Linked DNA regions of Mus musculus: region 1 is linked to region 2. The links are chromatin loops, found by intact Hi-C in ENCODE. Cell type or tissue: left cerebral cortex. All regions are shown on one strand. Links, peaks and the distances in the headings refer to the core of each region. The heading gives the core; the rest is flanking DNA. Region 1 overlaps Gm31358 (a long non-coding RNA gene). Region 2 has its middle 66 kb from the start of Ccna1.

Evidence for each region. A loop is a pair of places that touch in the nucleus more often than their neighbours do. Peaks named below come from ENCODE experiments on the same cell type or tissue, not always from the same donor. Only the 100,000 strongest peaks of a DNase experiment are listed, where the experiment ranks them.
Region 1: a loop joins it to region 2, with 1.8 times the contacts of the local background. A loop is called at or near these places in 1 of 42 quality-filtered maps.

The regions. Positions count from the first base shown.
Region 1 is chr3:54,916,177-54,924,512 of GRCm38, forward strand. It overlaps Gm31358 (a long non-coding RNA gene), which reads left to right. Exons shown (of 4, transcript XR_375676.2): 2 at 6,076-6,202. Among named protein-coding and RNA genes, the nearest start is that of Gm31358, 4.3 kb to the left of the region's middle. In left cerebral cortex, for the core only: a CTCF peak has its summit at 4,449 (motif pointing left); a DNase peak (open chromatin) is centred at 4,438; H3K4me3 peaks cover 59 bases; H3K27ac peaks cover 23 bases.
Region 2 is chr3:54,985,241-54,993,576 of GRCm38, forward strand. No RefSeq gene overlaps it. Among named protein-coding and RNA genes, the nearest start is that of Ccna1, 66 kb to the right of the region's middle. In left cerebral cortex, for the core only: no CTCF peak of the experiment used is centred there; DNase peaks (open chromatin) are centred at 3,821, 4,328, 6,817 and 7,793.

The DNA of each region.
Region 1 (8,336 bases), core at 300-8,299, 69 kb before region 2:
CTGTCAAAGTTTCCCTTCTTATGTCTTTACGAGTCCTGCGCAGCCTCCACTCCAAAAGGGCGAGCTGCAAGGGACATCGCCTTCTATGATGAATTTCACCTCAGCCCCCTCCCCCATTCAGTCTTTCTCCTTCCCGCCCTCTCAGTCCTCTGAGAAACCATCTAATGAATGAATAGAACCATGGTTTCTACGACCGCCAGTCACACAGATAATCATTAAAGACTACACGGATAAATGTCACAATCCTATAAAGGAACGATGGAACGGGAGCCTTCCGTGCCTGGGCTTGTTTAGATGCTTTGGGGAGAAGAGAAGCTTGGTTTCTTTGGTGTCTTGGGTTCTTTTTTATTCAAAGACCCAGTTGGCTCCCTGGTCTATATGATCTGAAGCACTGAGCTCTGGGACATGTTGGTTACTTTTTGTTGATGGATTTTCACCCGGAGGACCGCCCCCCCCCCCCATTTTTTGGCTTAAAAGTGAACCAACAAAGCACTGGGCTGCCTAAATCTTCGTGACAGCTCGTTGTTCACCAGTGCCTAGCTCCTGGATTACACTGTTTCTGTCCACGTTTATTGGTTTTCCAGGTAGAGACAGGCATGGGGCCTAACTCTGAGACACCGTTGTGATAAAAGCTATGCTGTCTCTGTTCTGCTTGTCCTGGGCATGTGAGTCTTTTCTATGTGGATATGCGTGTGCCTCACTTAAGATGAGGGGGAGGGGGACGTGTGGTGGAACTGAACATGGAGCTCAGATGGTGGAGCACTCGAACAGCTAGAGACTTTGGAGTCCACTCCCAGCACCACATAAACTCAGCATGGTGGCACTTACTTGTACTCCCAACACTTTAAAGGTGGAGACAGAGTTCAAGGCCATCTTTAGCTATGGAGCCAGGACCAAGGTAGCCTTGTCTGAGACTCCATCTCATTTAAAATAAAATAAAAATGTAGGGGGAGCTGAATGAGCTGTATTGTCAAGAGAGCAAGTTCAAAGACGCTTCTCTCCAAACATTTGTACTCCAGAGCTCACCTACTTTTTGTTTGCTTGATTTTGAGATAAGGGCTCACTCTATGACCTAGGCTGGTCTTTGACCCACTGTGTAGCCCAAGCCCATCTCACAATGATGGTCTTTCTGATTTAGCATCCCAAGTGCCTGGTTGGTAAACCTCAACCATTTGCTCATTGCCACTTCTATGAATTCAGTTACATCATCTACTGACCGCTATGCTTGTTGCTTTCTTTGTCATTGTGACACAGACCAGAGTAACCCAAAGAAAGGAGCCTCTATTGAGAAAGTGCCTCCATCAGATCTGCCTATGTGCAAGTCTATGGGGACAGTTTCTTGCTCCGTTATTGATGTGAGAGGACCCAGCCCACTGTGGGCAGCATTAACCCTGATTAGGTGACCCTTGGCTGTCTAAAAAGGCAGGTTGAGCAAGCCCTCAGGAGCAAGCCAATAACCAATGCTCCCTCCTGGTTTCTGCTTCAGTTTTGGCCTCCAGGGTCTTGTTTGAGTTCCTACCCCAACTTTCCTTCAGGATGGACTGTAACCTATAAGTCAACCCCCTTTCTCCCCAGGTTTTGCAAAGCAGACTCAAACAGTCCCCTGCTCGCTAACTGTTCAGTAAATTCTATCTTGCATCTTCACCTCTCTTCCTCCTGAGCAGCAATATCCATTACATTAGGTTGGAATATAGAGAAATGTTTTACCATCTAAAGACAAATCCTCTACGCCATCAGAAATCTTGTCGTGAGACAGCTGCCTTTTCTTACACAGCACTTGGGAAACTCTCAGGATTCAAAGAGGAGAGTTAAAGCTGTCAGCCTTCAGGATAGTTGTCCTCAAACATCTCTGTATCTAAGATCTCTAGCCACAGCTTCATAGTCTTCTTCCACGTTCCATGTATTTCTAGTTCAGAGTCTCCATTGAGAACCCTGCAGAGGACCCGTGAGTTTCAGAGAGAGAAGGAAGAGGATTGTTGTCCTCTTGGCGCTTTCTGTTTAGATTGGCATAAGCTGGTTTCTTTTCTCTATTTTACCTTTGGTGGCAAGGTAGGGCACTTTCCTTGGTTTTCTTTGATGCCCATTTTATAAGGCTTTCATCTACACACCCCAAACTATGTTAGTATTATAGTTTCCTGAGGCTTGTATAACAAGTGGTCACTTAAGAAGTGACAAGATGGCTTAAAATGGGAAACATCAAAATGTCACCTGGTCCCTTGTGGAAGCCCAAAGAGAGTTGCTGCATGCCTTTCTCCTAGATCCTGGCTCCCTTTGTGGCCCTCAGCCTGTAGGCAAATGGATCATCCCAGTCTCCAGCCATCTTCATCTTCTCTCTGTTTCTTTTTCTCTTCTCTTAGGAGGAGGACTGTATTAGCTCAGAGTTTCTCTCCAAAATAGCAAGACAGTGTTTTAAATTCTTAACTAGAACTTCAGACATCCCCCAAGTACACATTCATAGGTTCTAGATGTACATATACTTTGGAGCAACATCACTCAGTCTTTATAGATGGTTAATGATTGACTAAGCTCTTTGCTTTGGGGCTAGGACATTTGACATCAGGTAGACTCTCATGATGTTAGGTCATTAGGTCATTATCAGAGTCAATTTACTAACACTACCCAAGGGGAACAGGGGATTCTCTATGGTCTAGAGAACACATGTTAGTGTATTTCAGGGCCTTTGTATATTTAACAATTGTGTATAACTCTTCCTTACCCCCTTTCTTTGACTTAAAATTGATTAATAATTATACCTCCTAATTTAAATGATATAAAACATCTGTAGTGAAGGTAGTGAAAACTGAATAGTTGGGTGATATGTTAATCAATGTTCTTCTTTTAATTCATGACAAATACCTAGGAAATGTTAAACATCCAGTTTACTTACAGGGACTGCCTTCAGATGATGACAAGGTAGCACCAGAAGGAGATTTGCCAGCAGTCTCAGGAGACATGGCTTCTGGGAAAGCTAACCCCTTCACTAGAGACATAGCTTCTGTGAAAGCTAACCCCTTCACCCAATTCAGTCTTATCAAGGGAGAAGTGGGTGTAGAAAATATGTGGAACTTAGAATAACAGAGAATCATGAAATCCCGACACTGACACTTACAATGCGTGTGCTGGTGATACAACTCAACTATATAAACTCTTGGAGCCTTGATCTAGCAAGTGAATAGAATGGCGTCTGCTTTATGAAATTGTTGCCAAAAATGTTAAGGCACACATGTGCAAAGTGGTACCAGTGTAAGTTTGCTAGAGGTCAGAATATAGTGCACGTTTACAAATATTACCTCAGGCTGGAGAAACGATTCAGTGGCTAAGAGCACTGTGTCATCACAGAAGACCTGGGTTCAGTTCCCTGCACCTATACCTGTAATTCTAGGGCATTTGATACCCTCTCTTCTGGCCTCTGTGAGGACTGCACACATGTAGTATACATACATACATGCAGACAAAACACTCATACACATAAAATAAAAGCTTTGAAAATTTCATTTTTTTCTTCCTTGCTACCATTAAAGCAACATTCAAAGGTCCTCTGTCCATTCACTAATATTCCCCTCGATTGTGGGCATCTTACATCTCCTGCAGCTCTCCAACTCTGTCCCCCTTTTCTGTACCTCCCCATCCCTACCTTCTCTCTCTGGATCCCACCTTTCAGTCTTCAAGTAATCTTCTCATTTCACCTGCCACAATTTTAAAAATTGGTGCTCTCTGAAAGTGTCTGAGAAAATAACTCTAAGAAAATTATAGATCATAACAATTTTACGATGTGTCAATATGCTTTTGTTGTTGTTGCTTATATCATGATGTTCTACAAAGCATGGAAAATTTTATGGCATCTGATGTTACAGACAAATTGCTGGTCTAAAGTTTTACTAAATCTAAGAGGTATTTTGGGAGCATCTGCTATGTTCCAGGAATTAAGGACATAAGATCCAAAGAGACAAACACATGCCCTAAAATGCTTATCCTTTGGCCAAAAAGACAGACATGCCATATACACATGATTTGAATGCCATGCTTTTATGTATGTTTCACAGTATATGTGAAAGAAACCCCTGAACAATGTTGGTTGTGATAGTTTTGGCCAACCAAGATGGCCTCCATATCCATGGACCCCTATAAATGAGCAACCATGTTCTGTTTCCTGAGCAAGTCAGCTGGCTTGGGCGGGACATGTGACAGAAGGACAGCTACATCAGAGTTACTGTAATTGACATCTGGGTTATTTTTTTTGGGGGGGGAGCTTGCCCTCCTACTACAATCCCACTGCTTGAGACTCAGTGCCAAGTGGAACCCAGTTCTCACTGATGAAGATTAGGAGACCATGCACTCTTTCTCCTTCTCACCACATAAGAGCTGGGCTGAGAGCTCATGGCTTAGATTTTGCCAAGAGTTGGGTGGTGGTGGTGCAGGGGCTGCTAGGAAAAGCTCCCTCTGGTGGTAGTTACACCAGAATAGGAGTCCTGCACCCACAGGGGGAAGTGATGGTTAGTGACATGTGATTCTCCTGTCCAGAGAAGGGTTCCAAGTCACAGCTCCCACGGTTGTCATGGCAGGAGACTCCCCTCTCTGCCGATTCTCACGTGTAATTCTGGCTTCTTGTTTCTATTCATTTGTTGACATCTCTGATCATTAAAACAAACTAGGCAAGTTGATTTCTATTGCTATAACCGACAATACTTTTGGCTAAAGCCAGGTTTTAATTGTATAACAAGAAAGGCAATTAATTGATTTACGTGATTTCTCTTCTTAGAGCATTGGAGTTAGAAATGTTAGAATTTGCTCATTAGCATCTAAGAGAGATGTAACAAAATCATACACTGAGGCTCTAGGACAGCACATGCTCTGTGAAGGCTGAAATTCTAAGTAAGTAGAAGTTACAAACGAGAAAATCGCCAGGCCTTTAATTCCCCTGTACTTAGGAGGCAGAGGCAGGAGGATCTCAGCGAGTTTGAGGCCAGCCTGGTGTACATAGGGGCAGCCAGGAAAACAGAATGAGACCCTATCTCAAAAAGAAAAGAAAAGTTCGAGTTAGCAAAGATCAAAATCCATGCTGAGGACAAAAATGGAAAAGGATAAATACCTGAGAGCAGCGGGCAGGCAGAGACCAGAGCATCGTGAGGGTAAGCGAATGAATGAGTCACCCTCTTCCAGGCCTCCCAGCTGAAGCTTGCTAGATCTTCCTGGAAGCCTTCAGGAACAGCTCACTGTTTTCCTATTAGTGAACGATGTTGCAATTTTAGGATGATGAGTAACTCTGAGTATTTGTGAGTTTTCATTTGCCTTTCTTTGGACCCATGTCTTCCACAACTCCACAATTATTTGAGGCAGTTAGGGAATGTTCTGTCTTATACAGACCATCGCAAAAGCTTCAGTGGTGTGACTAGGACTCCACAAATGGCTGTCTGGAGTCGATGATGTGCCTCCCAGGTTGTTATGCGTTCAGGACTCCCCAGCATTAGAGCCTGCCTCTGAGGTGAACAACCAGCATTTCATAGGAGACCCCTCCTAAGTAGTGCATTATTCCACCAACAACCAGAGTTTCACAGGAGACCCCTCCTAAATGGTGCACGATTCCACCAAGGGCAAGAAGAGACATGGTGTTTTTCCTCAGCACTGATCATTAGCAACAGAGACGTGAAGAGCTGGAGCTTAAATGTGAACTCACGTATGGCTGTTACTTGGGGAATGAGATGGTTAGATGACAGGGAAATTGGACAAAGAGTAGGGAAATATTCAGGATAGACAGTAGTAAAAAAAAAATGACAGCAGTCTACCAGCATGACCTACGGAATGATGCTACAGGAGGGAGCCCAATGTGAGGAGTGTCGGGGGGCTGGGAAGCCAAGATGTTAGCCATGGCAGGTGGTAGACCCCAATGTCAACCCCCTCCCTTCCCAGGCAGTGTGTCTGAGCATGTACCACTTCATGCTCCAGCTCTTGCAGGTTTTGCTAGGCTCCAAGTAGGCAGAGGCCAGTCTACTAGGAGACCCTGCTTAGTTAGTCCAGCCATAACTGTGGTTTGGGGTCACCTACAGGAGCTTGTGACCTCCATTTTTTATTTTCCAGAACAGTGCCTTCTCCTGGTTTATGAAAAAGAAAACATCTGTGTATCCTAGCCTGTGACCTGTAGACGTTCAGAGAGAAAGTGATTCTATTAATGGGGCTTCAAGTAGGAAGTATCTCCTGGCTGAAGGTAGGGAAGATGCATTGAAACATAATTATTGAAAGATGCTAAGCCACCCCCCAAGGAGCTCTGTTCGTTTGTCAAAAGCATACACTGGGCTTGTTCTCTCTCTCTCTCTCTCTCTCTCTCTCTCTCTCTCTCTCCTGATAATAGTGAGTAGAATTGTCCTTGGAACACCACTGAGTCACACTAGGGTGCAGATGAGAGAAAAATACTGACATATAAATGTGGATATAGGCCGGGCGTGGTGGCGCATGCCTTTAATCCCAGCACTTGGGAGGCAGAGGCAGGCGGATTTCTGAGTTCCAGGCCAGCCTGGTCTACAAAGTGAGTTCCAGGACAGCCAGGGCTACACAGAGAAACCCTGTCTCAAAAACCAAAAACATAAATAAATAAATAAATAAATAAATAACCCTGTCTCAAAAAAACAAAAACATAAATAAATAAATAAATATGGATATAACTCATAAAGGGATCGTCTTAGTGATACGTGTGTGGCTGCACACAGTACTTAGGTTGTAAATCATGAGCAACATTAAGCATGGGTGGGGACTTGAATGCATCCTTCTCATCTCTGTGTTGTGACTGGATGACCTGAGTCCATGGCAACCTTGGAAATGATGTCTGAGGTGCATATGTATCATTTAAATTGCTCTATTGGAGCCTCACAGGCTGTAATGTGCTATTTGGGGGCTCTTCAAAGATAGGTTTTCCTTGACGTGGTTTTACCATTTCCTCATAGAGAAATGGCATAGGGATGGAAAGAACCTTGAAAACGTTAGCAGGAAATTTGTGGTGTAGTGGGATAGAAGTAGAAGGACTTGAGATAGTGTTTGTATGCTTGAGATGGTTTGTGTATGCTTGGCCAGAGAGTGGCACTATTAGAAGGTGTGGCCCTGTTGGAGTGGGTGTGGCCTTGTTGGAGTAGGTGTGGCCCTGTTGGAGTAGGTGTGGCCTTGTTGGAGTGGGTGTGGCCCTGTTGGAGTAGGTGTGGCCCTGTTGGAGTGGGTGTGGCCTTGTTGGAGTAGGTGTGGCCCTGTTGGAGTAGGTGTGGCCTTGTTGGAGTAGGTGTATCACTGTGGGTGTGGGCTTTAAGAGCCTCATCCTAGCTGCCTGGAAGTTAGTATTCTGCCAGCAGCCTTCAGATGAAGGTGTAGAACTCTCAGCTCCTCCTGTACCATGTCTGCCTAAATGCTGCCCTGCTCCTACCTTGATGATAATGGACTGAACCTCTGAGCCTGTAAGGCAGTCCTAATTAAAGGTTGTCCGTATTAGAGTTGCCTTGGTCATGGTGTTTGTTCACAACAGTAAAACCCTAACTAAGACAGTTAGTGAAGTTGAAATCCTTTCAAAACTCTTGACTTTGAGGGTTCCCATTGTCTGGCAATAGCTTTGTTATTGGTTCTTCAGCTAATTCCTCAGACAATCCTGGGGTGGGGGTGGGGGGAATCTATATTACCTGAGAGATGTCAGCCTGAAAAAATGCTTTTTAAAAGAGTACAAAAATTATAATTATACAAGGGTTGATCATCTCTGGGAGAGAAGTGAGAAGTTTCCACGCCAGGCACAGTTGTTGCACACTTGGCCTTGCTTCATAGCCTTGCACACGTGAGACATGTGTGTGGCCTTGACTATCCCACGGAGCCTGGTGTGCTCCATAGACACTCATCAGCCTTGGGGTTTACACATCTCAGCCAAGGTTCTCTGGTGCGGAGAAGAAGAAAATGCCTCAATCCTGATTTTTTTCACGAGATTCCGCATTAGTGGAGAATTGTATGAGTACCCAGCGGACCCACAGTTGAGCAATGAACCATTTTTTTTTCCATGTTTCAGACATGTTCTTCAAAAGAGGTCAAGGAAGTTCTCTGCAAGCTCTGTGTAGTTAAATGTCTGTGGAACCAATGCATTTAAGCATGGCCAGCCAGCCAGGTGTGGTGGTGCACACCTATAATCCCAGCACTTAGGAGGCTGAAGCAGGAAGATCTCTTTGAGTTCCAGGATAGCCTTATCTGCATGGTGAGTAGCCAAGGATATGGAGAGAGACCTTGTCTTTTAAAGACATAAAAACAACAAAACAGACAGAGAGTGTGGCCAGTCATACAACCCTCTTCATTCAAGTCTCAACCTGCAGCTCACTCTGGGA
Region 2 (8,336 bases), core at 155-8,154:
GGAGTGGATCCAGATGGGAATGGAGCTGGGAGAAACGGAGGAGTAGAGGGAGGGGAAACTGTAATCATATTATGTTGTATTAGAAACGGGGTAAAGGAAATTTAATAAAAAAGGGAGAAGGAAAAAATAGCCGGGTGGGAAGGGAAGGAGTGGATCTGGGAAGAGAGGAGAAAATATAATCAAAACTTATTGTCGAAAGCCTCCAAGAACTAATTAAACATAGATACGTGTGTGAGTGAGTGTGTGTGTGTGCGCGCGAGCGTGTGAATGTGTGTTATGTGTGTATAGAATATTCCGTGTTGTTGAAATTATGCCCTGAGCTAAGAGTGTAAAAATGAGAAGAGAAGCATCCAGAGACCTTCCCAACGCTGGGGGCTCCAGGACAGACTCTTAGGAGGCAAGTGTCTAAGCCCCACCCCCAGCAGTGACCACACCCCTCTCCTGCAGCTCTGGGGTTCTCCCCATCAAACCTGTGTGTCTACGAAGAATTGCTAACATGACTGACTCTCTACAACCTTGTTCTAAACATCACATCTGACCTCTCCCCCCCCCCCCCCATTGGGTGTTTATTCTGTGCTAAACACTGCTAGCACTTCCCACGGAGGTACGTATTGGGAATGGCAGGAGCAATGCAAAAAACACAGTCTGCATTCAGAAACCCACATCCCTTGTCCAGGGTGAACAGCTTGAAGAAACAAAAACAAAAACAAAAACAAAAACAAAAACAAAACAACGGTGTCTACCTGCTCAAGGAGGACGAAACACGGAGGACGAAGGGATGTTGATTACATGAAGATGGAAATGAGAGAGAAATAAATAGGAAAACAGAAATATTATAAGACCCCCATTTCAAAACCAGCAGGACATATCCTTTTGTCACCTGTGTGGCCATCAGGACTCAGTGACCTTGAGAAGTCACATCCATCTTTGGCTCTTCCATCTTTCTAGGATGTAGTGGATGGCCCATCTGAGAGCCCAGTTCCACATCAGATCCAATAAAGCCACCTTGTCCTTGAGTCACGGCAATGAAGCTTCTCCTTGCTGTAGGTTGCTCACTGGTTGCCACTGAGCCAGGCAGCCTCTTGCTGGCATGTTGAGCCATGCAGTCCAGGAGACAAGGCTCCAGTGGGAAGGCAGAGCAGCTGAACGTTGTTCCCAGTAGGCCCCAAGCTGCCGTAGTTCTGATTCCCACACTCCTCCTGGCAGTTCCTGTTTGAGAGATTCTATCCAATGTCAGGCTCTATGGACACTCTATCTCCATACTACTCAGGAACTAAAGAGAAAGCTCATGAATTTGAAATCTACTTACTAGGCAAATGACATATGGATTTGTAGATACACCACCAACAACAACAACAAAATTATGCAATATTTTATTGATTTATTGGGAATTTTGTACAACATATTTTGATCATATCCGTGCCCTCTAGCTCCTCCCAGGTCCACCCCTACCTCCCCACACATCCCTCAACTTCATGTGCTTAAAAAAAAAATCAACCCATCAACTCCAATTTGTCCTGCCCCGTTTGGGTATGAGGCCATTCACTGGACTATGGTCCACCTACCAGTAGTCTCATCTTCAGAAGATGTCAACCATCAACATCAGTTAGGGATGGAGGCCAATGAGCTCTTCCCCTCTTCAGGCTGGAATGTTGGCTGACCTGAGTCTGACTTCAGGTATCCTGTCATGTCCCAAAGACGCTCTTTCAATTCAGTCCTGTCCAACCTCTTGCTCTTATAATCTTTCTAACCTGCACCCCCCTCCACCCCCTGCTTCTGCAATGGTCCCTGAGCCCGGAGGTGTGACATATATATCCTCTTTGTGTTTGAGCACTGCCACTGCCACTCTCTGCATTTTGATTAGCTGTGAGTTTCTGCTGTCACCGCCATCTGCTGCACCAAGAAGCCCCTCTGAGGAGGTCTGAGAACGGCACTCTGTGGGTCCTAAGATCCCCTTTAAGGTGTGCCACCAGTGACATAGATAAATGAGCAAGATTTTGTTTGTTTGTTTGTTTGCTTGTTTGTTTTTGGCAATTGAGCCTTCATTGACCTATAAAACCCAAATCACAGGAGACCAGCCATGCAATAAGAGCATTAATAACCCAGAGCTATTAGATAAAATTTGCTTCTTTCTGAATGAAGGAAACAACTATGAATGTTTTTTTCATCCTTGGGCAAACTGCCTAGCTCCAAACATACGTGTTTTGCGAATATTCTCTGGGCAAAACTGAAAGTGTCTTCTTTACTAGAATACCAGGGTGGAATGAGCTCAGGCAAGATGGTTGCTGGACAGTGCAGCTCATTCTTACAGTCAAAGGCTACGTATGAAAAAATCCCCAAAGGCCCCATGAAGTTGGCCTGGCCAACTTCAGAGTTCCTTCTTTCCACTCAGAAACTGTGAAAATTCTTTTCCTATAAAATACAGTCCACGAGCTGCTAGTTTTTTCCTTAAGAGCCAGAGGCAGAGGCAAACAGACTTTAGCTCCATCCTCCTGACTCTACTGGTCTCCTCTGACCACAGTCCACTTCAGTTAGCCCTCCCTGGCTTGCCACTAACCTGTTTCGGGGCAGACACACTCTCCTGGTTACTGGAGATGAACATGAATTTACCATGTCTTCAGGCCAGCTGAAGCAGGTCAGTCTCAGGGGATGGTAGCCTAGCAACCATTAAATCTTCAGGCCTATTATACAGGCACCTTCTCCTTGGAGTCACCTGACCCCTTTCTTCCACAGCCTGAAAGGTCTGTGTGGTGGGGAAGCTGGAAAGGGCCTTAGTCTCAGTTTGAGTGTGTGTGTGTGTGTGTGTGTGTGTGTGTGTGTGTGTGTGTGTTAGAGCAGAAGATGGATGAAGATAGAGGTGGGGAACCTGACCACTAAATCAGCTTTACCATCTCCCAGATCAAACATACTGAAGAATCTATTGGCTGAAATTGGGCTAAGTACTGCTTCAGAAAACATCAGAAGGGCACCCTCTTCCATCTCAGCAGAAATAGCTGCTCTTAGAATTTAAACCACTCCCAAGAACATCTTCCAATGTCTACAGAACTGATCTTTACAGAGCACCTAGAAGCAGCAGTTTTCAACTTGTGGATCAAATGACCCTTCACAGAGATTGCCTACCCTATAACCTTCAGATATTTACATTACAACCATAGCAGTAGCAAAATTACAGTTATGAAGTGGTAATGAAAATAATGTTATGGTTGGGATGTCACCACAATAGAAGGAAGTATATTAAAGGGTCTCATTGGAAAGGCTGAGAACCACTGACCTGGAGTGTCCAGGCATGGTGTTGCCAATGTTATTTTATTGAAGACATCAATTGTATTCATTCTGATGCTACTGATGAGAAAGCTGATAGGCAGAGCAGCCAAGTAACCTGCTTTAAGTCACACAGCTTATAACGAGTTCTGTTTTTTTTCCAACAGCCAGTGGTGCAGGCAACAGCTTTGACCTCTGCACTCTGCCAGCTTTGCCTGTTTCAGTGGCATTAAAGGAAGCAATACGAAAGTGATCTCAGAAGCAACCATGCGGGTGATCTAAAGCGATGTTAGGGAAACTTCCTCTGTACATCACAAGCTACCGAGAAAAACATCTCCCGTTGATTTGCCACCATCCTCAGACCTGATTTTTACAGGAGTAAAAAGCCATAAATGCCCATTAAATGAATTAGTGGATGATCACATTCTAAATGAATGAGCTTTTAGATACAGTTGTGAGGTGTCTTCTCAAAACGAGCTCCCACTTCTTTTAACTCGTTTAAAGTCATTTTCCTTTATGCTCCTGGGAAAGTCAGCGTCTCCACCTAGCCACTGAGAAAAATCTCACCACCCACATGTGTGACTCTATGACTCTATCTCTCCAGTTTCCTGGGAAGAGGTGTGTGTGCTTAAAAACAAACGACCAAAGAGAAGAAAAGCAAATATTTCATTTACTGGGAATTGAGCTATGATGACAGCACTGTAGCCTCTATTGTGGTTCATAGACTTACTTGCATGGCCTATCTGTTATTTATACAGACATGCACATGAGTTTAAACACACACACTACATTATCAATAAAGTATACATAATGATCACAGACATTTGCATATGTTCATTTTAAACATCAATTAAGATACTTTGCACGAGGGGGTGTGGGTTATTAAAAATGGACATGTGGGAGGAGGATACAGAAAAAGTGAGAGAGGAGCCACCTGCTCTCTGAACTGCCCTGGTCAGCCTGACAGGAAGCAGTGCAGTCAGCCACAGCTGGAAGGGAAGCGCCTCTGGAGCAAAGCCACCGCTTCCACCAGCCAGCAGCAATGGGAACTCAGCCCAGGTTGGCAGCCAGCTCAGTCCACATCCACACTGGCAAGCGAAGCCAGGAGAGAATCAGTTAATCACTTTAACGGAATTGATGTGCTGCCTACACCTCCCCTTGGAGTCCCAGAGAAGCAGTCGAGCATCCCGGTTTTTCCTGCTTGTGGTCCGATCTGCTGTGACAGGTATAGGTGTCAGAAATTGTCAGTGCTGGATGAAGGCAGTCTGTTCTGAGTAACAGAGAACCAAACCTAATCTCTCCAGCCGCTTAGTTTTGAGGATGACGCAGAAGAACCCTGACCCCAAGGGAAGGGAGCAGATGGATGGGAAAGGACATTCCTCACCATCTGGGCAATCTATGTGTGGAAAACTGGTAGGTAACTGTAGTGACATCCTTCCCAAAGTTGCGTATGGCCAAGACCTGTAAGCATCCCAGGAGAACAATGGGAAAAACACTTAGGGAGTTCTATCATTGCTCCTCTTATAAAGGTGAATGAACGAAATGTTCAAGAAAGGTCTCCTTGTGGGTGAGCCTCACCACCCATTGAATGTTCTCTCAGACAGGCCCTGACACAGAAGCACCAGCTCTTAGGAGTAACTGAAAGTTTCCTGCTAGTAACCTTTGTTAGACCCAGTTCTACCCACAATAGTTTACATAAAAATGAAGCAACAAAGGAACCCCCGGGAGACCGTTTGCTTTGAAGCACAAATGTAAACGGTCTGGTTTCAGCACCCTCAGATTGCTTTCTGTGCAGAAAAGGGCTAAACAATCACTGCCTGGGTCACTGGCAAGGTGACATTCCTGGAATTACTCCTTAGACTGTAGGAGACGCCAGGCACAACCGCTGTTATTTGGGAGAATGTTCTTGTAAACCCTTTCTTCCTCTCTGACTGCACAGCCTTCTCTCAAGCTCATGACCACAGCTGTGTGGGCATCTCCAGATGACACGAGGGAGCTGGTCCTCCCATAGCACTTATCTGTGATCCACTGTGGTTAACTGACATTTTGTAGAGTTCTTTCCCTCTCCCTGTAGGTGAACCATCAGCTCAGGTTCCTTTCTGTACTTGTGTGTGTGTGTTTGTGGGTCTGTTTCTATATGTGTGGCAGCTGCTTGTGCACAACTGTGAACCCATGTGTGAAAGTTGGAGAACAACCTCAGAGACTTTCCTCCAGTAGCAGCTGTTTTGTCTTGAGACAAGGCCACTTAGAACTCCCTGATGCTGCTGGGCTGCCCGACTAGGAAGCCCCAGGACTCTCTTTCCAGCTCCCAAGCTCTGGCATTACGAACATGGACCATTATGCCTAACTTATTTTTTAAAATGTGAGTTCAGGATATGGAATTTAGGTCCTCCTACTCGCAAAGTGAGTACTTCATCAGCTGAGCTCTTTGCCCAACCCTATCTTATCTGTGACATCATTTCTCATCTGGACCTTTAGCTTGCTAAGTAAGTCTTTGCTCACTAGTAGCAATGAGAGACTATAGCCACAGAAATCCTTCTGTTTCCTCTACTACATACAAGTTGTAGAAGAGTTGAAGCATAATCCTGCCCCATATAAGACAGACCAGGAGCAAGAAAAGCAACCAGCTCATGACAGGCATGACACAGAAGACTTGCTTTTAACTTCCCCAGGGTTGTTCACTGTTTGGGTGCCACAAAAAATTGATAAGCTGTTCCCTAATTATTTATTTAATCATCTATCTATCTATCTATCTATCTATCTATCTATCTATCTCTTTACCCTTGTGACTCTCTAGCCACCTGTCCTGGAAAAATTATCTCCTGATTAAAAATTTCTTTGCTGATTCATGAAGTAGAAATAAAAGTAGTATGGAACCTGTAGCCTTTGTGCGCATGTGCACACGTGCATCTCTGTGTGTGTGTGTGTTTCCAAGTGGTTTATGCTGTTTATTGACTTAAAATTATTCCATAAGTCAATGTGATCATTCTTCAATATATCTAATGATTTTGAATCCAAGGAAAGATGTCCCTCCCAAATCTGAGACCTGGTGAGATTCTTCCATGTAAAGGGGAACCTGAGAATCCTCGGAGAATCTCGTTAAGCCATGCAGTCATCCATCTCCTACTGCTCAGAAGGACACAGTAAGTACCAGCCACTGTAGCCCCATATGCTATGTTACCTAGGGAGTAGGCTACCATTTTCTTGAACCTCTGAGCTTGGGACCCTGAGAGTGCCACAGGAGAGGAGGCCTCCATGTAAGCAAGTAAGACTGCAGAAAGCTGCTTGTACCCATGTCTCCATGTCAGGTGAACAAGGAGATAATAAACTTCCGTGCCGCTGACTTTTTCTAAGTGGCAGGGCTTGAGAACCTCAAAGATCTTTCCCCAGAGACACTCGGATCACTTTCCATCGCACGATACCAGGCTGTTCCTGGATGCTCCGTAAGTGAGTAACAAGTTCTGAATCCAAAACTCATTTTTACAAAGTCACCACTGAAAAATTCAGAAGAGCATCTTACCCTGCATAAATCCAGCCAGGAGCTTCTTTGGAGCAAAACTGATTGACAGCCAAGTGTTGTCTGATTTGGTAGAGTGTCTGGGTCCTTTATACTAAAGCTTGCATTTTCAAAAACATGAGCTTGTTTTTCTCAAAATGGAGACATTTTAATGCTAAATACATACGTAGATGAAATAAATGAAAAGGCAAGATATTTTTGGTAAGACTTTAGCAAGGGGGAGTTGCCTCTGGATGTCTCATAAGTAGTGGTAACTTTGCTGCATATTTTTCTGGATTTTTTCTACCCATTGATAGAACTCTAAACATGCATTTTCTTTGATGCCTCAAACTATTCAGCAAGAGCATGCTCACTAAATGCCCAACCAGTTTAAATGTAATCAGATTTGCTGTGTACAAATTTGTTGAAGGGTGTACATTCCTTCAACTAATGGTCAGGTACTTTAAAAAAAATACTGAGTTTTGCTGCTCTTTCCTGCTCTGTTCTGTTCTCTCTTCTGTTTGTTTTCCCCTCCCCCACTAGAATAGAATCCAGTTGTATGGCAGAAGTAGTCTCACTTAACATCCCTGGAAAGAAGACAGGCTCCTGGCCTAATATATTCTTTGGCTCTGTGCATGTTATTGTCTCCATCTCACAGTAATGCCACTGTCCCTCAAGGATGGGCTTCTTTGTTGGATTGGCCAAGGCCCGTGTGATGGTTATTCTTTGGTTGTCACTTTGACTACATCTGGAATTATTTAAAATCCCCAAATGGAGGGTACACCTATAAGGGATTTTTGCTTAATTTAAAATAGGAGGAGCCACTTCTGTATCTTTGAGGTAGGAAGACACACCTTTAATCTTGATCCAAATGGAGGGTACACCTATAAGGGATTTTTGCTTAATTTAAAATAGGAGGAGCCACTTCTGTATCTTTGAGGTAGGAAGACACACCTTTAATCTTGATCCTTTGAGCTGGGAAAAACCCCACCTCTAATCTGAGTCACACCTTCTGCTGGAAGTCTATCTTGGGATATGGAAGATGGAAGCTTTTCATCTTTCCCTGCTTGCTCTCCCCTAGATAGCAAGTCAATTCTCTCACCGGCATTAGAGCCTACTTTGGGATTCCAGAGTCTACTGCAGACCAGTTCAGACCTCCAGACTCACAAACTGAGCAACTGCTGGATTCTTGGACTTTCCATTCATAGCCAGCCATTGTTGTATTAGCCTGTATGCCATTATAATGAACCCCTATTCTATATAAATATAGGAGATTCATTCTATAAGTTCTGTTACTCTAGAGAACCCTGACTAATACAACTTTGAAGGATGCCACTGACAAAGCAGAGTCTTCTTGACTTTAGCCAGCTGCACCCCTCTGAGACTGCATGCTCCCTTGTATCCAGCCAAAACTCCACTGCGGGGACATGTTGCCTGCCATGCAGCCAGACTAGCAGATCCACCAGCCATCAGCTGTGTATTCATGGCTCACAGATGTGCACAGACATAGATTGGCAACACTCCTGGTTTTGCTTCATGCAGGTTTATCTCCTTCTTGCTACGGAGGTGCTACTCTTTA